5 separate regions of the Mus musculus genome follow, and regions 2, 3, 4 and 5 are each linked to region 1. A link is a loop called in an ENCODE intact Hi-C map of the cell type or tissue named here. Cell type or tissue: heart. All regions are shown on one strand. Region 1 holds the start of Zfp800 (zinc finger protein 800). Region 2 has its middle 12 kb from the start of Pax4. Region 3 has its middle 12 kb from the start of Gcc1. Region 4 holds the start of Snd1 (staphylococcal nuclease and tudor domain containing 1). Region 5 holds the start of Gcc1 (golgi coiled coil 1).

Evidence for each region. Hi-C counts contacts between places; a loop is a spot of excess contacts. Peaks named below come from ENCODE experiments on the same cell type or tissue, not always from the same donor. Only the 100,000 strongest peaks of a DNase experiment are listed, where the experiment ranks them.
Region 2: a loop joins it to region 1, with 3 times the contacts of the local background. A loop is called at or near these places in 10 of 42 quality-filtered maps.
Region 3: a loop joins it to region 1, with 2.6 times the contacts of the local background. A loop is called at or near these places in 9 of 42 quality-filtered maps.
Region 4: a loop joins it to region 1, with 4 times the contacts of the local background. A loop is called at or near these places in 12 of 42 quality-filtered maps.
Region 5: it touches region 1 in a loop (3-fold over the local background); 15 of 42 quality-filtered maps call a loop at or near these places.

The regions. Positions count from the first base shown.
Region 1 is chr6:28,259,597-28,263,596 of GRCm38, reverse strand. It overlaps Zfp800 (zinc finger protein 800), which reads left to right and starts at 1,673. Exons shown (of 6, transcript NM_001081678.2): 1 at 1,673-2,117; 2 at 2,761-2,879. The coding sequence starts at 2,819. In heart, no CTCF peak of the experiment used is centred here; a DNase peak (open chromatin) is centred at 1,606; H3K4me3 peaks cover 2,782 bases; H3K27ac peaks cover 1,996 bases.
Region 2 is chr6:28,459,067-28,463,066 of GRCm38, reverse strand. No RefSeq gene overlaps it. Among named protein-coding and RNA genes, the nearest start is that of Pax4, 12 kb to the right of the region's middle. In heart, a CTCF peak has its summit at 2,320 (motif pointing right); a DNase peak (open chromatin) is centred at 2,336; H3K27me3 peaks cover 735 bases.
Region 3 is chr6:28,408,206-28,412,205 of GRCm38, reverse strand. No RefSeq gene overlaps it. Among named protein-coding and RNA genes, the nearest start is that of Gcc1, 12 kb to the left of the region's middle. In heart, a CTCF peak has its summit at 1,727 (motif pointing right); a DNase peak (open chromatin) is centred at 1,925.
Region 4 is chr6:28,477,881-28,481,880 of GRCm38, reverse strand. It overlaps Snd1 (staphylococcal nuclease and tudor domain containing 1), which reads right to left and starts at 1,533. Exons shown (of 24, transcript NM_019776.2): 1 at 1,239-1,533. The coding sequence starts at 1,316. In heart, a CTCF peak has its summit at 1,813; a DNase peak (open chromatin) is centred at 1,670; H3K4me3 peaks cover 2,790 bases; H3K27ac peaks cover 2,189 bases.
Region 5 is chr6:28,419,393-28,423,392 of GRCm38, reverse strand. Gcc1 (golgi coiled coil 1) reads left to right here and starts at 1,669. Exons shown (of 2, transcript NM_028900.4): 1 at 1,669-3,108. The coding sequence starts at 2,077. In heart, a CTCF peak has its summit at 1,505; DNase peaks (open chromatin) are centred at 1,662, 2,352 and 2,832; H3K4me3 peaks cover 2,320 bases; H3K27ac peaks cover 1,799 bases.

The sequences.
Region 1 (4,000 bases):
GTTAAAGGTCCATGTTGTATGTCTTCTTCAATTGCTCAATTTACTTTTTGAGACAGGGGCTCTCACTGAGCCTGGACCTAATCCGTTTGGTTGTGCCAGCTGGCTGGCAAGCCTCAGGGATTCTTCTCTCTTGGTCTCCCTAGCACTGGAATTGCAGGTGAACGTTCACCTCCAACGTTTTTGTACCATGTGTTCTGGGATCACACTCAGGTTTTCTTGACCAGACTTAACTGACAATGTCATCTTTCCAACCCCCAAATATGATTTCTATTGGCTGCATAATACCACCACATAGAAGTGGCCATTTATAGCATATTGACCTATAATCTGCATTTGCTTCATGTGGGTAGTGATTCTTGACAATGGAACAGAAAATGAGATCATAATATAATATCCTATGTAGCTGCAGAACATTTATTCTATTCTGCTCCAACCGTACAAGACGTATGCAAGTATTCCATTCAACAGTCCTATAGTAACAACTGCATTTGCTTACAAACTTCCTTTGGAATTTTGAAAATTGATTTTGGTGATTTTTCTCTTCACAAACACAGAGCCTAGTGTGGTGTCAGCCTGTAACCCCAGCTTTGAAAAAGAAAGTGCATAGTGGCAGGAGGAGAATCCTGATTTCAGGGTCATCCTGGGCTACTCAGCTAGTTCCAGGCAAGCCTGAGCTACACAGCAAGACCATCTCAAAACAACAAAAAACAAAAAACCCAAAATACAAACACATAGTGCCTTCCTTCCTAAACTTTTCTTTTTTCAGAAGCTCCAAAACTGGAACTTGAAAACTGGAAGTTAGTTAATTGTGGTTTTCATTCATCCTGAGAAGATAAAAAAGGTCAAATGGGAGCTCTCACAAAACCCTGACCAATAGCTGACACCTATTCGAGTGAAGTTAGCAAGGGCAAGAATTCCATCTCAGAGTTGGGAAGAAGGTGGCGGCAGCAGCTACTGGATATGAAAAGCAGCTCAAGGTTTGTAGATTTGACAGAAGATGGCCATCTTCGATCTGATCTTCGGGGATTTTCCAAGCAGGATGCTGGTGCCCAAGAGGGAAAGTGCGTGTTAGCCATGTGACCCAACTTCACTTCCAGGTTTGCACCCTCAGAACGTTGCCAATCGCGTTCTTTCCCAGAGCCCGACTTAGACTCTCCTGTCCCAAGTTCCAGGAGGTACACTTGGACAACAGCTGGCGAGCCAGCACCTGACAGCTCTCCCGATCCAGTCCACTTCGGGCTCCCAGTCCCTCCTTTTCTCCTCCGCTTCCCCAACTCTGCCTGGGTCGGATCCGCCGAAGCGCAGCAGCGCGAGCAACAGTTTGGTGCCCGAGCGAGCGGCGCGTGCCCGGGGAGGGGAAGACGCGCCCGCGGTTCTGGTTCTCACACCTCCGGGCGCACGCAGCCTCCGGCCGTCGCTCCGCAGCCGCCGGCGGGAGGACGCACGGGCGCGCGCCGGCGAGGCCCGCCAGCTACCCGGCCGCCCTCGGCGCCCGCCAACCCCGCAGTCTACCCTCCTCCGCCCGAGGCCGGCCCCGCGCGTCGCCTCCCCACCGGGGCTGCCCGCCCAGCGCATGCGCGCCGCGCTGCCGGGCGTGCCGGCCACACTCCCCCCACCCACTCCGTGAGCTTGTCACTTCCTGCCCTCGCCCCATCTCCGTCCGGGGTCAGTCAGTCGCTCCCTGTCGCAGCCGGAGACTTCTCTGCTTCCCCCTTCCTACCCTCTCTGCACGGCGGTCGCTCGGGCTGTCCGGGGAAGGGGCGGCCACGAGAGAACGGGACTGACTTCCATAAAGTTTCCCGAAGCATCTGCTACCCGCAAGGCCCCAGGTGGGGGACCCGCGCGGCTCCCCGCCCCTCTCCAAAGCCCGGGGGACCGTTGCAGGTGGAGCGGCGCGGCGCTGAGGGGAGCCGGGCTCGGCGCGGCCGTTGCCCTGGCGAGGGGCGCCTCAGTCCTGCCTGCTCCGGTTCCAGCTCCTTCGGCTGCTGCGCCCGGCGGTTCGTCCTGTCAACTGCCTGCGCCCGCGCGCCGCCAGCTCGCCGGCCCGGAGCGCGGAGGGCTGCCGTGAGCCGCCGCCACCGCCACAGCCGCCACCGCAGCCGCGGCCCGAGGACGTGGTGAGCTGTGGCGCTTCCGCGTCGGCGCCGCCGGGGACTCTTTGGGAGCGCGCCGGGGCCGAAGCCCGCTCGGCTTCACGCGCTGCGCCGGGGCTGCGCCAGGTGGGGCCCTCGGCCGCGTCGTGCGCCCGGCTGGTGCCGCGGCCCGCCCGCCCGCTGGCCGGCCGGCCGCTCCGGGAGTTGAGTAAGTTGGGCGCACTTGGCGGCGCGGACCGGACCCGACCTGCGCCGGGGAGACCCCCCGACGCACGTGCGTGGCCGGAGGGCGCGCGAGCCGCTCCTCAGCCGCGCAGGGGCCCCGTCGCGTCCCGCGTCCCGCGCCCGGCTCTCCGCGCGCCCGCCCGCTCGCTCGCTCGCTCGTCCGCCCAGCACGGCGAGGCCGCAGCCGCCTGCGCAGCCCGCCAGGCCTTCGCCGTGCGCTGCGCTGCCCTGCGCGCCGGACGCTGCGTTTCCGGGTAGGGCGGTGAACCTGTGCGGGGACGTGGGGCCGGAGGCCGGGCGAGCGGCGGTTTCTTTTCCGAGCGGAAGGTGCGGGCCCGGGGTGAGGGCAGAGAGCGCATGGTGGGATGGTCTGTGGAAATTGCAGCCACAGCCTCCATAGAAGTTCAGGGATAGTGATGGGTTTGTGCTTCTCTGTCCACAGCCAAGCCGCAATGAAGAGCTTCTCACAGTGAAAGGAAAATAGGTCGCACCCGTTAAAAATGCCTTTGAGGGACAAATACTGTCAAACGGACCACCATCATCACGGATGCTGCGAACCAGGTAAGTCCGTTTTTTTCTCCCCAGTGTCTTTGCTCTCCTTCACCAGAGCTACTCGGCTTTCTGCGTTGTCTCTAAGAAGTCTTTCCTAAGTAACTCGGTTTCTCCTGCGTAAAACTACTCGCGTAATGCCAAAAGCCTGTACAAACTGGAGATCTCCATTGCTTGAGCCCCCAGAGAAAGTGCCACAAGTGTCACCGTCAATCATTTCCACAAGGTCGGGCAGCTCCTTTCCCTTCTTTTTCAAGGCAGCTTCGTTATTGGTTCACTCCATGCTCTGAATGTTTAAAATGGAAGAAGAAGGTAAAGATGAGATAGGTGATTACTACCATTCAGCTTCTTGAAAATTTCTTATTGTTAAAATAACTTTCCCTTGAAGTGTTTTAATCCATAGTATAAAGTTTACCACTCCCACAAACAAACAAACAAACAAAGCCAAAAGTTTAATTTGGGTCAAGAAGGTTGATTGAACCTGTAGGGACAAGTGGACTTTTTGAATTTAAAAAACATCTTAAATGTTTCGGATAGAATTTATTGTATTGTATTGCTTAGAATATATAGAGTATTTAAGGTATTTTATTATGTTGAGCAGATTCTGTTTAATTTATGATATTAAAACTTTTTTGAGTCTCATAAAGAATTTATTAGTGAGTTTTAATTTAACAGGCATTGTAAACTGTTGAGGGCCTTATCTTAAAAGGACTCACAGTGTCAACTACGAATAAAGGTCTTTCTATTCTAATTCAAAGACATGCGTTTATCAGTTTTTACTTTTAAGTTACCAGGGTTGGTAACTTCCCCCGCCTACTTTGGATTGCTTTTAATTGAAATATTTTAATTATGCTCATGTATTTAGATTTTTTTAGCAGAGTATTTGAAGCTACTTTTTTTGAGTAAGAGAAACGTGGTAACAGTAAAGGGGACACACTCCTTTGCGTTACAGGACATTACCACTGGACTTCAGCCTGTGTCTGTTGTGTTTGCTTGGATCAGTTCTAACCTAGTAAAACAGGTACCTCTAGGAGGGGACCTCATTTTCATTCATCTTCTGACCCATCTAACTTAAGCACCCTTTATACCTTACCTTTTATATATTTGAAGTGAAGATGTATTTCTTGGTTTTT
Region 2 (4,000 bases), 200 kb before region 1:
CTAGGTACCCAGGCAGGACCCCATACCTCTGGTTCTTGTTCCATGCTGACTCGTGCATTCTGAAATACAGCAGGTAACATGAGGACTGTGACAGTCAGGCAAACACTGGCCAGCTTCTGGTCTCTTCCTTGCCCTGGCCCTTAGAACTGTCAGGGAAGACAAGATGAACTTAAGATGAGATCTCCATAACCATCGAAGGACATCATGGTCATAATGGTCATGACATAATGGTCAGTTAAGAGTAAGGTGGACCACACAAAATGAACTTTGTAGTGAGGATGGAAGTAGATGATGTGTTGGTGGAAGGCAGGGGGTGTATTGCATTGCCGTGTGCTTGCTCACAGCCCTGTCCAGGAAGGAGCACAGAGCTTCACTTTGGGTACCAGGCAGAGCAGTAGGGAACAGAAGATGCTCTGTTCTAGAGGTATGGCTAGGAAGGGCGTGGCTGTCCCTCTGTAGCCCTCAGTGTTAAGGAGTAGCTATAGAAAAGGTGCCGATCAGGATAATGGAATCACTCCTGCAATAAGTTAAATTTTGTCTTTCCAAAGAGCATAGACTGAAGTTTTCAACCCAAGTACTTCATAATATTTTATTCGTTTTTCTTTTTTTGTCTCCTATTGTTAAAACTTTCAAAAATATTTTAAATTTATAATTATTGTGTGTATGGTGTGTGTGCGCACACACGAGCACTTGCATATAGACATGCTATGGCACATAGGTGGGGAGCATGTGGGGGTCAGAGGGCAACTTTATGAAATCTGTTCTCTCTCTCTCTCTCCGTCTCCGTCTCCGTCTCCGTCTCCGTCTCCGTCTCCGTCTCCGTCTCTCTTTCTCTTACCTTTACATGGCTTCCAGCCATCAGACTTGCCCAGCACATGCTTTATATGCTGAAACCATCTCACCGGCCCACCCTACTTTTTTTTTTTTCTTTTAATTTTACGAATGAAGTCTCAACAACATGACTGCTCTGCAAGACCTGAACAAGGATGGTACCCCCACCCCTGCGTTTTTAAGACTTCAACTTAAAGATCTCCCAAAAGATAAGGACGGGTTGGGAGAGAGCCTAGAAACTGGGCAGGTTTACTTGGGCATCTCAAGTTCTCGACTTTGTCCGTGCCTCTTTTACCTTTTTGAGTAGATCCAAGTTTAGGGAAGCTTCTCGCCAGTTCAGAAATCCTTCCTTGTAGGGAGAGCCACCCATCACCATTGCCGATGGAAACACTTGGCATTTCTGTGAACCGAGTGGTTGATGGATTCCTCTTGCCAGTCTTCTCCCTTGTCCTGGAGATATGTGAGCCGTCACCTCTACAGGATTCTCCCTCCTTCTCAGGCCGACATCTCTGGGCTTGATTCCATCTCTCGTCTTCCTAGAGTGGCATCTTCATTACTTCCCAAGGCTCACGCACTGGACTACCCCTTTATCTCCAAAGCTCACCAAAAGTTTCAAAAGAGCCTTCGTTGTTTATTGTGACTGGGTGATGAAGAGAAGGGAAGAAGAAATGTGTAAGAATTTCACTCTAAAAACTATCACGGTCGACTGGGGGTGTGGATCTGGATTTGATTCGCAATAAACATCGATGCCACCATTTATGTGTTGGACCTAAAGTTGGCAAGTTCCCCGACAGAAACTAGAATAGATGCTATTAACAGTTGAAAGTGGTGACAGTTATTGCTTAAAGGACACAAGTTTTCCTTTGGGGTAATAAAAACATTGTAGCAATAAAGACTGATGGTGTTCATATAGCATCGTGACTGCACTTATTGTCACTCACTTATAGCCTTAAAAAGACTAAACTGGTTGATTTGATGTGATTGCCATAATTAAAAATAAAAGAAGATTCCAGAGGTAGAATCCACATTCTTTACTACTCATCCAACATAATTATTCCTCTCTCTGGGTTACTAAGATTAGCTTCTTGGGGCAATTATAACTAGATAATTTAATTCATCTTTTCAGTGCTTGCTATGAGATACGTTCCTGTTTTCTCAAGAGATAAATCTATTCTCAGGCTCAGCTTCCTCTAACAAGGCTTGTAACCCAAAGGAGTCTAAACTGCTGGAGTCCACAGTGTCTTTTCATTTCCTTCCCTAGAGAAAGTCAGATGTGCGGCAAGGGATGGAGTCTTTGGGGAAAACATGTCTCAGAGCTCTGTTTGTTGTTATGTCTCTCATGCGATTCCTTTGTCACCTCCATTTGGGTGTCATCTGTCTTTCTTAACATCACTCTTGCTGTCAGGGGTGGGGATAGGGGCCGTGTGGGAAGTGTGCAAAGGAAGGGAATGAGGTTGCAGATGCTACAAATGTAGGAAGACTGCAGGGGGCGCCCAGGAGCTGACCCAATGCGGGAGCCAGTACCTGCCAAGCTGCTCCTGAGGCAACTGACTGAACCAGGCTGAGGTCAAGCAGCTTTGTCTCCAAATACTGTTCAGCCACAACACTTCCAACTACACAGTCAGTTGTGAGAACACATTCAAGCACATATATAAAACCAAGAGAGAAAACGCAAAAGGCTGGGATGCTGGAAAGAAACAAGCTCATTAGCCGGAGAAAGGGTGGCCATGAAAGGTCCAAATGCTGGAGAGAGGAAATGAAACAACAACCAGAGATTAGAAAGCAGCTTCCTCCAGCACTGGACTCAGGTGTCTTGCAGGGAAAAGAAGAGAAATGTGGAACGATGTAAAACTTAGTGCTTAAAATGTTGACTTCCGGGGAGGAGAGTGAAGAGCAAAGACCTAATTTGATGTAGAATCAAGAACATGTGAGGACGGCTAAAGCGGTGAGCGAGGATTAGAACTCAGGGATGCCATCTGGGCCGGGAATGAAATCCATGGCAATGGGGCATTCAAATCTGATTATTGTGTTTAATGGTGCCAAGCCAAAGAGAGTAATAAGACTTTATTTATAATTACCTATCTTTACATAGCTCGCTCTCTAGGTAGGGTAGAGCCACTGTCAGGCTGAGCAGGTGTTGTTTTGGGGATCTTTGTGGACACAGTGAAGATGAAGAGCCCCAGATTTCTGGAACAGAGGTAGGCTCCTTAACAGGAGGGAGGGTGTTTTCTTTCTCATCTCCACTGGGTCAGGCTAAGCAGTGAAGGCTATCCATGCTAGAGTGCTCCAGACAGCAGGTTTTTGACTTATGTTCAGGCATGACTAAAGAGAACTAATAGAATCCACTATCACTGTAACCTAAGCCAAAAGTCCACAATCTTTAGAGAGCATACAGACAAAAAACCATTGGATCATCAATAAATTGTGTTCCTCACCTCCTTCCTTTTCATAAATTAAAGTGTAGGGCTGAGGAGACAGTTAGCCCTAAGAAGAAAACATGAGGATCTGAGTTTAGATCCTCTGAGCCCACATAAACCTGCACGGCAGGATGTACCTGAAGCCATAGCGCTCCTACAGCAGAGTGGGAGGAAAGGCAGGAGAATGGCTGGAAGCTCTCAAGCCAGTTACCCTAGCACACACAGTGAGTGCAAACAGAGACCCTGTTTCACACAAAGTGGAAGGCTGGGACTGATACCCAAGCTTGTCCTCTGACCTCCACACTTACTTACATTGTGGCATGTGTGTGTCTGCACTTAAACCCACATACCTATCATACACACACACACACACACACACACTGCAATTTTTTTGTAATTTCAAAAGCAGAAAGTTACCCAACTATTTGCCAAGCAAGGTAACTCTAGGTCAACAAAGGGATTTCATAAGATAGATGAGTAAATCCAGAGGTCACAAGGGCCACCTGCAGAAGCAGAGAGCCAGAAACTACAGGACTACAGAGTTAGGGCAGGGAGTGGGGGAGTGGCCTGGGCATCTCTAAGGCTAGATTGTAACTACTGAATCAGCCAATACAGAACAATGTTAAACTATTGGTGCATAATGATAATAACAGTAGCAGGCACACAGAATGTTCTTACATGCCTTAGCGTGCCTTAGCTTATGTAACACAGCTGTCCCAACCAGGCAGACAGATTATCTTTTTTTTTAAATG
Region 3 (4,000 bases), 150 kb before region 1:
GTTATAGGTTTCCTGTATCATTCTCATGCCTACTTAGTTGTGGTTGATTGCCTACCTTCTGTCCCTGTTACCCCCATCCCCACTGTACCCTTCTGCCCCTAGTTTTCCCCCCTCTCATTTTTATATTGCAGGATTCTATTACCCACTCTGTATGCCCAGCTTTAGGCCTCCCCCATCCCATGGACCTACTCTTTTCTAGTATTCTGACCCCTTCACTTAATTACACATAAATACACTTATATTACAATTAGAAGCTAGAAGATTGGTTGTAATTGGGTCTCATGGTAGATCTCTCTCTCTTTTTTTCCTTTGTTAATTTACTTATTCACTTTATATCCAGATCACATACCCACTTCCCTCATCTCCTCCCAGTCCCACTCTTACAAATCCTTTTCCCTATTACCTTTCCTACCCCATGCACCCTTCTCAGAGAAGGGGAAATCCTCCTTGGGTGCCACCCTGCCCTGGGACTTCAAGTCTCAGCAAGACTAAGCTCATCCTCTCCCACTGAGGCCTGATCAGGCCGTCCAGCTAGGGAAAGAGGAGCTAACAGAGTAGAGATAGCATCCAGCCTCACTGCTGAGCCCCAATTGTTAGGGCGTGCACAAGAAGACCAAGCTGCACTTCTGCTACAAATGCTTAGGTGCTTAGGTGTAGCTAGCCAATGCATGCTCTTTGGTTGGTAGTTCAGTTTCTGAGCCCCCATGGGCCCAGGTTAGTTGACTCTTTAGGGCTTTTGTGTGGTGTTCTTGACCCCTCTGGCTCGTTCAATATCCTCACACTGTTCCACAAGATGCCCCTCCCCCAAACCCCAGCATTACCTAATGTTTGGCTGTGGGTTTCTGCATCTGTTTCCATTCACTACTGGATGAAGCCTCTCAGGAAACAGTTATGCTAGGCTCCTGTCTGCAAGCATAGCAGAGTATCATTAGTAGTGTCAGGGCTTGACTCTCTCCCATAGGCTGGGTCTCAAATTGGGGCAGTCATTGGTTGGCCATCCCTCAATCTTCATCTTTATCCATGCATATCTTGTAGGCAGGGCAAATTTTGGGTTGAAGGTTTTGTGGGTGGGTTGATGTCTCCCCTCTCCACTGGAAGTCTTGCCTGGCTACAGGAGGTGGCCACTTGAGTCTCCACATCCCCAGCTACTAGGAGTCTCAGCTAGGGTCACTCCCATAGACTCCTGGGAGCTTCCCCCATCTAGGTCCCCAGCTAGTCCCAGAGATGCCCCCCACTGATTTCTATTCTCACTCCCAGCCCTACCCCCAACTCCCCAGTTTCAATGTTTTGGGAGACTACACAGTGGTTTCTACAGTGGTTGCATGAGTGACTAAGGGTTTCTTTTTCCCCACATTTTCAGCATTTTTGCCACTTTATCCTTGATGACTGCCATTCTGACTGGCATGAGATGTAAGCGCAGACCTCAGTGTTTGCATCGCACTAATGGATAAGGATGTTGCACACTTTAAAAAATACCTATTGCCTGTCTGTGTTCTTTTGAGAAATGCCACCGGCCCACTTATTGGTTGGCAGTGTTTGGGGGTGGGAAGATTTGGATTTGATGCATACCCGTGGCTTGCCTTAAAGTCACAGCAGTCCTGTTTCACTTCTTGTGTCCTGGGATTGGAGGTGTGTGCCTTTGCACATGGCTCTTTTTTTTTTTTTTTCTTTTAAGATTTATTTATTTATTATATGTAAGTACACTGTGGCTATCTTCAGATACCCCAGAAGAGGGCATCAGATCTCATTACGAATGGTTGTGAGCTACCATGTGGTTGCTGGGATTTGAACTCCGGACCTTCAGAAGAGCAGTCAGGTGCTCTTAACCACTGAGCCATCTCTCTTGCCCCCACATGGGTCTTGTTTATTTTTAACATGCTTCTGTCTTGGCTGCTCACATTTCCGTTGCTGTGATAAAGTTCTCCGACAACAGCAACTTAAGAGAGAAAGGAAGTCTTTTGGGTCACACACGGTTCCATGTTACAATCCATCATGGCAGGAAGTCCCGCCCAGGCCGGAAGTTTCTGGGCGGGAATGAATGAGTCAGTGGATCCCACTGCACTTCTGTCAGGAAGCAGAGCACCGCTGCTGCTCAGACGGCTTTCTCATTTTTCTGCATTCTCAGACATCAGCCCAGGGAAAGGTACTACCCACATTTAGGGTGGCTCTTCCTACCTCAGTAACCTAGTCAATACAATCTCTCATGGGCATGCCCAGACCTGATCTAATTAAAGTTATCTCCCATATGCATGGCTGGATGCTTGTTTCTTTGGTAATTCTAGATTTTGTCAAACTGACAATATTAACCATCATAGCTACTCAGCAAATCTCTCCAGGTCACATTTCACAGCTCATTTGTCTTTATGCTCTCAACTTTTTTTTTTTTTTCCTAGCCTAGTATATAGTGTTTGATAAATAGCCAAATGGATGAAAAGAGACCAGAAATAGTAATCTTGTATCTTCAGAGTAAAAGATTTTTATTTTTCTGGTCTTTCTCTCCATCCCTCCTGGGGCTGCTTTCTCAGGCACATTAATGAATGTGCTTTGATTCCTTGGGTCTCTAAGAATGTGACTAGAATTGGCCTCAGGTATAGTAGTCTTTCGTTGTTAGAGGAGTTAGGGAATTAGACCTGGCTCTCTTCTCTAGCAGGAAGACCTCCACCCCCACCCCCACCCCCAGAAGAGGAAAATAAGCTTTCGCAATTGTTAAGGTTCAAGAGCAAACCCAAATTTAGGGCTCCAGGTCTTACCCCAATGAGCAATATGCTTCTCATTAGGACAATGTCCTTGCACGTGGAGGCTTGGAGGTTGAATAGGAGAAAAGGCACCTCTAGTTTTTGATCTTAAGGAACTTAAAAAAAAATAGCACTCTATGTTTAGAGAAAAGTTCTTAGCAGAACTTTGTCTTCTTTCTGATGCTTAGGCTTAGTCATAAACAACAAAAAAGTGGATTTTAAAATGAATTGAGCACTCATGGTCTAGGAAGAATAAAAGCCAAGATCTTCTTGCCTGATAGGTAATAGCAGGGAATGGTACAATCCTTTGATTGTGAACTGCCTGCCATCCCCTCTGGTACCTTAGTAAATCCTCATGGGTGCTGTTGGCAAGTGAGTCCTCGGCATGGAAGGGAACAGGGCTTCCAGCAGTTAGTGGACCATCTTTTGAAGATATGTTGTTGTCTTCCCCCTGCATCACTTTTGTTGGAGGCTCTATCCCATTCATGACTCAGGTCATATCTGGATGTGTACAAGTCAGAGTCGAAATTCTGTTATCCCCACAGTTGCAGCGACCAACTTTGCCAAGGGGTGGAGGGAATCATCTGGGTCACCAACCAGAGTGGATTCTCTACCCTGATATGAGTCATACTGCCCGTGTACTTCTTTTTCCCTTCTTTTATTTTTTAAAGATTTATTTGTTTTATTTTATGTATAAGAGTACTCTGTAGCTGTACAGATGGTTGTGAGCCTTCATGTGGTTGTTGGGAATTGAATTTTAGGATCTCTGCTTGCTCCTGTTGGCCCTGCTCACTCAGTCCCTGCTCTCTCCAGCCCAAAGATTTATTTATTATTATACATAAGTACACTGTAGCTGTCTTCAGATGAGCCAGAAGAGGGCGTCAGATCTCATTACCGGTGGTCGTGAGCTACCACGTGGTTGCTGGGATTTGAACTCAAGACCTTCAGAAGAGCCGTCAGTGCCTCTTACCCACTGAGCCATCTTGCCAGCCCTCTTTCTTCCTTCTTATTCCAGATTCAGGTTCTATACAGGAAGAAGCAGATGAGCAATGATCATATGAGCGTGAGGAGACAGGGACGGGCAGAGACCTAAGGATGAACCCGGCTGTGAGCAATGAACAATATTTATCATGTGGCTTAGGATGTGGGAAGTACATCTCACAGAGGGAAAAGGCAGGGTCTCAAGACCTGGACTATTCAAACCCACTTTGATTTGTGAGAGATGGTTGAAGAAAGTCCAGGATGTTAGATCTGAAGGAAATATT
Region 4 (4,000 bases), 220 kb before region 1:
GAAGCCTGATATTTTTAGCTAGGCTGGTGGAACAGCAAAAGCCCAGGGTCCACCAGCGCCACGTGCAGCACAAAGGTTCCAGGCAGTGGAACAGCCACGTCCAGCTTTAATGTGTGCCGTGAAGATGCGAACCGGGGTCCTCAGGACTGAGCAGCAAGCACCTGTATCCACTGAGCCATCTCCCCGGATCCCCCTGCAGAGTATATTAATCCTGAGAAAGACAACAGGGACAGCAAAAACAAAAAAAGTTTCAAAAACTGGCTCTCTGGGGAAACTGTCTTCCACTCTGGAGAGAAAAGTCGTTGGAGTTACAATATGAAAAGCAATCGAAAAGATCACAGCCATCTTAAACAGAAAAATCTGTTAACAAACGAGAAATGTCAGACCTCAAGATGTGGGAGGAAAAAAAGGAGAAACAATATAAGAAATAGAACAGAACTTATGCTACAAAATTAGTGTGGAAGTGGAGGTGATGGAATTCAAAATTCCGAATAAAGAAAGCAAAGGTAAGTGAGCAGGATCTATAATAAGAACCCTACACAGGGAATCAGAACACCTGGACTCTTATTATTGGCTCCACTCCAAACCGCCATGTGCCCTTAAGGCAAGTTAGTTACTCTCTTTAAAAACAGGCTCCTTGTCCTTAAGAAGTGAAGAAATGCTACTTAGTATAAGATCCCTGCCAGGCTAAATTTTTAATTTAAAAATACACGAAAATCAGGAGCTTCCAGGCCTAGAAACTAGACATTGAGATAAAAGGGGGAAAGAGTTGAGAAAACTTTGGGTGAATAAGTGAGTCAGTGGACAGAGACAAGCTTCGTGACAGCCAAGCACTCCCGGGGTTCCAGGAAAAGATGTCCGGATCTAGAGAAACTGCGAACTAATCGGCATATGTCAAAATGGACAGAAAGAGGGGGATGGGAGTAACTATCCGTGAACTATCTCCGTTAATGAACCGGTAATAGACCTGCTTCTGGTAAACAGGTAGGGGCTCCGAAAGCCGCGACCCACGAAAATCACAGCGAGCGAATCATGGACAGGTTGCCCGGGAGGCAAAAGTCAAGATAAGTTCGTTCTCGGGTTCTGCCTGGTGAAGATTCGGAGAGTAGGTGGAGAGTGAGGAAGGGGCAGAGGAAAAGCAAACTGAGACCATGCAGGCTGACGGGAGAGAAGGAAGTCAATGCCTGGCTCCTGCTCCAAAGCAGCAGAGGGGTCCGGGTCCAGGGTCCCGCTCTCACCATCTTGACGATGCCCCGCTGCACGGTGGGGACCGCGGGTCCCCCGGAGGAGCCGCTGCTCTGCGCGGAGGAGGCCATGTGTGGAGCTGGAAAGGCAGCGAGTGGGGCGGCCGGCCGGACTGGAAGTGTCAGGGTGGGTGTCGGCGCTTGCAGCGACAAGGAGCAGGCAGGCGACAGGCTACCGTCGGTGGGCTGGACAGAAGCGCCAGGCGCACACTAGAACACCAGCGGGACTGGGAGCAAAAGAGGAGACGCGATCTCCGCCGCCGCCACACGTTCTACTCGCCGCGCAAGCGTGCCAGAGCGCCACCGCCCTCTAGCCAATTAGCGTCCAGAACCCGCTGGAACTCAAGCCAATAGGCACTCTCTTTATGAAGCTCCGCCCTTTGGTCCCAAAACGGGTGCGGAGCTCCAGGAAGCGCTGAAAGAGCTGATTTGCGGTGACGGGATGGTTTTGAGGCGGGACTTCCGGGGAAGTCTTGAGAAGGTGGTGTCGGGAGGTGTAGTGGGAAGGAAAGGACACGTCAGCATCTGGCAGTGGTGCGCGGGGAGCCATGGGAGCCCCGAAGGCGGGGCGGGCCTCGCCCTCCAGCGGAGGTTCTGCTCCTGCCCCGCCCCTCAAGCGGCAAAGCGCCCACGTGTACGGAGCTGGACACCGGAACTGGACGACAAGGGCCTGGGGCCGTCCCAAAGGAACCTTACTGCTCTCAGAGTTCTGACGTTTCACCTCCGCAAAGCAGAGGAAACTTTTGAAAGTCGCCGCCATTGGGTAACCTGCTGATGTTAGTCTTGACCCGGAATGTGGCCGCGAATCTCCCGGTGGTCCGGAGTATCACTGGGGTTTAGTGCTTGTGAGTTCCGCTCATGTTTGTTGATGGAAGCAATAAGCATCTCTTAGAGGATGACTCGTCCTGCACACTGAGAATAGCCTCGTTTTTCGGCTCCTTCCCTCCTGCTCCAACTGAGGTTAGGAAAAACCTTGGGATTTGCCATCCCAGGGCTGAGCGGGAGACAGTCCTAACTCACTGCTAATCTCAGCTCGAGGTGGATCAGGAAAGCCATATTCAAGTGGATATTCAGGGAGAATTTATGGTCTTGGAGTGCCCCGTTTTAGAGCACAGGTTCTTGTATGTATTATTTAATAATAAAACCTGGACCTACGCTAAAGACACTACTTCCACTATAGCCTGTTTTAAGAAGTTTGAGTAGTCACGCATGTCTCAAATCAGGGTCAAGTTTTGGGGTCAGCATCTTCCTATAGCTCCAAAGCCAAGTCTGTACCACGAATTCACCCTATTCAAAAGAGAAAACGGATCTTTATAGATAGATACACACACACACACACACATATATAAAACAATTTTGAGGGGTTGCCCAGTACACTGGTAGCTCAGCTCTAAGACCTCATCTTTAGTGAATTTGACCTTTGCAACAGTGTAGCCACTCTCTCCAGGATAGTTGAAGCAGTTGAAACTAATTCCAAACATCTCATTTTCTGATCATAGTTACTGTCCTTTCCCCCCTACTCAGCCAGTTAATTCTCTTTTGCTTGTACTAATTTTCTATTTCTACACAACCATTGATCCTACTAGTCAGTCCTAACAACCAAATTACGTGGAGCATGAACATGCACAGTATACACTGCCTGTTAAATACTTTTTCCCTGAAGAATATGTTAGTCCTTAAGACAAGCCTACAAAGTCCATATGATCTGTTTCTTCAAAGGAGAGCATTGATGTTTTGTTTTCTGTCTGTTTATTTTTAAGTGAATAGGAATCTCAAAGGGCTCCAACAGGTAAAGTTGATTGCATTGCAAGGTAGATAACCCGAGTTCAGTCCCTGGGACCCACATGGTGGAGGAAGAAAACCAAGTCCTGCAAGCTATCCTCTGACCTCTCAGGCAAACTGTGACATGTGATGCTTGCATACACACACAGATATATATAACATATACATAAAAAATGTAGTTTGAAAAAAAATCTAGTGAGCAGTGCTAGGTCAGTATCTTAAGGGACAGAGTCAAGATATGAACTCAACTGTCTACCATAAATAATCTTATCTTAGGCCTCTACCTGCTTCTCTGGTAGACAAACCTACCTCATCCTCTGCCAAGTCTATAGAATCCATAACCTAGACAAAGATGTTTAATTCTCTAACAAGCTTCCCATGGGGGGGGGGGGGGGAATGCAGTGGACACTGCTGTGCAAGAGCCTTCTGTGTCCACTGTTCAGCTGTCTCCCATTTCGGTCCTCCAGACCACTAGTCCGCTGTTCTTACCATAAGGCACTTTCTAATCATGCCAGTCCCTCAACATCAGGCCAGACTTCAGCTCCTTAGCAGAGCATACCTGGCCCCGAACTACTTTTCAGCTACTTGTGCTCCTCTTTTGTAGTTTTAGTGTATATTGACTTATAGGGAAAGGCTTGCTCAGTATTGTCTAGATCTTTCTGCAGTGATGCAATGTTCTCTTCCTGCCCTATCCAACATGGGAGGCACCAGCCAGCTGTAGCTAATGAGAACTTGCAGTATTGCACGTGCAATTAAGGAAGGGAGTTTTTAATATTAACTTTAATTAATTTAATACACATGACTGGTAACTATTGTATCACACACTATCAAGCTAGGTGATTAAGTTTTAATCTTGCTGTCTGTTACCAGAACCTTTTTTTTCTTTTGTTAACTTTTTATTGATTCTTTGTGAGTTTCATATCATGCACCCCAGGCCTGCTCATCTCCCTGTCCCCTCATATCCACCCTTTGCC
Region 5 (4,000 bases), 160 kb before region 1:
TGCTTTACTCTTAAGTGGTAAACTTGCATTCCTGAGAAGACTTTGATAGAGTCGAAAAGTACATTTAAAAGATTCTCAAAGTAGCTCATTGTCTTTTGTTTTGAAACACTATGTCCACTATGTAGCCTTGGGTGGTCTGGAACTTGCTATGTAGACCAGCCTAGTCTCGAACTCACGGAGATGTGACGGCTGCCTTGGCATCTTGAGTAGATTTTTATTACAGAAATATTTTCTTAAAACCCGTTGTCACTCTTATTTCATCTCTTTCCCTCCCCGCACCCCTCTCACAGGCTTGGTATCTTCATAATGTCACAGGAATCTTATTTTGTTTCTAGCTCCTCCCCACCCTTTTTTTTTTTTTTTTTTCGAGACAGGGTTTCTCTGTATAGCCCTGGTTGTCCTGGAATTCACTTTGTAGACCCGGCTCGCCTCGAACTCAGAAATCCACCTGCCTCTGCCTCCCAAGTGCTGGGATTAAAGGCGTGCGCCACCACGCCTGGCTCCCTCCCCACTTTTATTTCGTGTTCATGTGTGGAGGTGTAGCTCTCAGAGGACAACCTGTGGGAATATGTTCTCTCTTTCCACCGTGTGGGCCCTGGTGATAGAACTCAGGTCAGATCATTGGGCCTGGGTGGAAAGTGCCTTTACTGCTGAGTCGTCTTACAGTCCCCACAAGAGTCTTGATGGAAAAGAAAAAGGAGACTTGATGGTGTGCTCTTGAGATGAAAATCTTTTCATGTCTTGTCACCTAAGGTAAAATCTAAATGCCTTTAAGTTGGGTCCTTTGTTCCAGCCTCATCAGTAGCCACCCTTCTCCCACACCATAAGCTTCCTGGGCAAGTTAGGCTCACTGATGCCTGACGTCCCTATACACCTTTCCACTTTCCTCCATGCTGGTTTCCCACATCTGCATTGAGCTTGGCAGTCTACTCATCTCTCAAACTTCAAATCATTTCCCCTAAGAGTCTCTGTCCTGGCAGGTGCCTCATCTCCTTTATACCACTTCTGCAATGCCCCGACACACTAGTGTGAAGGCAGGAGCTACCTGTTTGAATCTCTGTGTCCTTGCTGTTAGGAGTTTCTTGGGACAAGGCCATGCTTCTTCAGTAGTGCTATCTGGCATAGCATGTAGTATGTTGAGAGGCAGACTGAGATAGGACTCCTAAACTTCCTAGCTGAGTGACATTGGACATGTTACCCCTCTGTACATTTTACTCTATGTTCCCGTAAGTGTAACTCTTGTGACACAGCCCTGACCCCAGCATATGCTGGTATGCAAGATGGGCCTTATGGCTATATAATGCCCCTTTTACTAATCAGAACTAAGGGAGGGAGCTATTATGCTTTACGTTAACCAGGTACCGGCCTCGTTTTCCTAGTATGAGTCCTAACTGTTGCCCCAAATGTTGGACATTGCCCCAAATAGTTTGATGCGTCTTTCATCTATGTTTTTGGGGCAAATGCAGTGCGACGTCGCCCCCTGTCGCTCACTGGTGGTAGCTTGAGGGCAAAGTTAGGCATCTCCAAACCACTGCTCAGGTGCTTGCTCTAGACTTACCTACGGGTTACTCCCTCTCCAGGCCACCAGCAGACACGGTGCGGAAGCCCCACCCATCTCACGCCCACGGCGGGGCGGGGTCTGTGGCGTTTTGCTGCCGTCACTTCCAGGAGACCCGGAAGCGGTGCTGTTCCAGTTGTTGGGAAATCGTGATGGAACCCGGCTTAGTGTAAACCCTGGGCTTATCGTGGGCGGAGGGAGGCGGGTCTAGGTTGCGGTGGCCACAGGAGCGGCTAGGGCGGGACAGGCTCAGGGCCTGTACTGGAGAGCCTAGGCTGACTGCTCCTGCTAGGTCAGCGTCACTCCGCCTCCAGGTTGGAACTGGCTCCCACCTTCGGCCTGGCTCCTGCAGTGCTTTTGCCTGGCCACCGCGGCCCCTCATCCCGCCCGGACCGCTGGACGGACCGGGTGTATTGCCTGCAGCCAGACGGTTCTCTCTGCTTCACTTTTAGCTGTCCCTGTGGCTCTGCCCAGGGCTGCAAGAACGTTGACGTGGAGCGGTCCACGCCAGAACCCCCATGGAGAAGTTTGGGATGAATTTCGGGGGCGGCCCAAGTAAGAAGGATCTCTTGGAGACCATCGAGACACAGAAAAAGCAGCTTCTCCAGTACCAGGCAAGACTCAAGGATGTGGTGCGTGCCTATAAAAGCCTGCTGAAGGAGAAAGAAGCCCTGGAGGCCAGCATCAAGGTACTGTCGGTATCCCACGAGGCGGATGTAGGCCTCTCAGGTGTGCAGCCTCCAGGTCTCACGTTTCCTGATTCTGTGGATGACCGGTGCTCCACTCACAGTGAGGACAGCACCGGAACTGCCACTAGCTTGGATACCGCAGCCAGTCTTACAAGTGTCAAGGGTGAATTTGGGGTTGAAGATGACAGAGCGGCCCGTGGACCACTTCCCCCAAAGTCTGAAGAGGCCAGTGGGTCAGAGAGTGGCGTTAGTAGTAGCAGTGGGGATGGGCCATCTGCCGGTAGTGAGATGGACAAAAGAGTGCATCAGCTGAAGACTCAGTTGGCCACTTTGACTAGCTCCTTGGCGACAGTCACTCAGGAAAAGTCCCGTATGGAGGCGTCTTACCTGGCGGATAAGAAGAAGATGAAGCAGGACTTAGAGGATGCCAATAAAAAGGCAGAGGAAGAGCGGGGTCGCCTGGAGGGAGACTTGAAGGTGCTGCAAGAGCAGATAGCAGAAACCAAAGCCCGCCTCATTACACAGCAGCACGATCGTGCCCAGGAGCAGAGTGACCATGCCTTGATGCTGCGCGAGCTTCAGAAGCTCTTGCAGGAGGAGAGGACCCAGCGCCAGGACCTGGAACTTCGCTTAGAAGAGACCAGAGAAGCCTTGGCAGGGCGGGCATATGCCGCTGATCAGGTCGAAGGGTTTGAACTGCAGACCAAGCAGCTGACCCGAGAGGTAGAGGAGCTGAAAGGTGAGCTGCAAACCATTCGAGATGAGAAGAACCGACCAGACCCCCGGCTGCAGGAGCTTCAGCAAGAGGCTGCCCGTCTTAAAAGCCATTTCCAGGCCCAATTGCAGCAAGAAATGAGGAAGGTAATTATTCTCATATCCTTCAAATAGTCATTTTAGCTTACATAGGAAATTATTATTTTTCTCTTCTGGTCATTAGATAACTGTAATGCATCCCTATGTGTGTGTGTGTGTGTGTGTGTGTGTGTGTTTGTTTCTCTGTGTGTGTTTTCATGAGGCAGGGTCTTACCATGTAACCCAGTCTGCCCTTGAACTCACAGGGATTTGCCTGCTTTTCCATACCAAGTGCTAGGATTAAGGGCACCCCTCTCCCCACTTAAGGCAGGGTCTTGTTTTAGTCAAGGGATGCCTGGTGAGATAGCGTGAGTTGTTAGTGTGAGTACTGGGACTTTGGTCTGGTTCCACATTCCCAACATGCATAGTGATATTTGATGCCAAGTGAAAAAATTGCATCAGTGAGTCCCGTGAAGTGTGGCTTTGTGTGGTGTCCTTCTAACAGGATGAAGAGTTCCTGAGTATTTCTGGGTTCAAGCCAGATAGCTCTATCTAGGCCTTGGGTGTTGGCATCTTACCAGCTGTGCTGCTTGAGGTGATACAGTGACAGCTGTGTAGGGAAAGCTTGTGTGTATCCTGAGAAGTGTGTGCTTCTAGGTAAGGTGACTGGAGGAAGCAAAGGGGATTTTCCCCAGAAGAAATGCCTTGTGTATACGCTCAGGTGAGGTTTGCCTCAACTGTTTTATAGTGTTCCCTTTCAGTAGAGAGAGGGATCTAGGTTGGGTTTGAATTTACAGGCATGTTGGGAAAGGGAAAGAATGTTACACGGTTTCTTTAAATGATTTGGCTAACAGAAACATACTTTGTATTCAAGCTTAATGAAGAATGGAAAACTATGGTAGAAAGGGCACTTCAGTTAAAAATCCCCAGTTCCCACTTGTTCTGGGTTATTCCAAGCCCT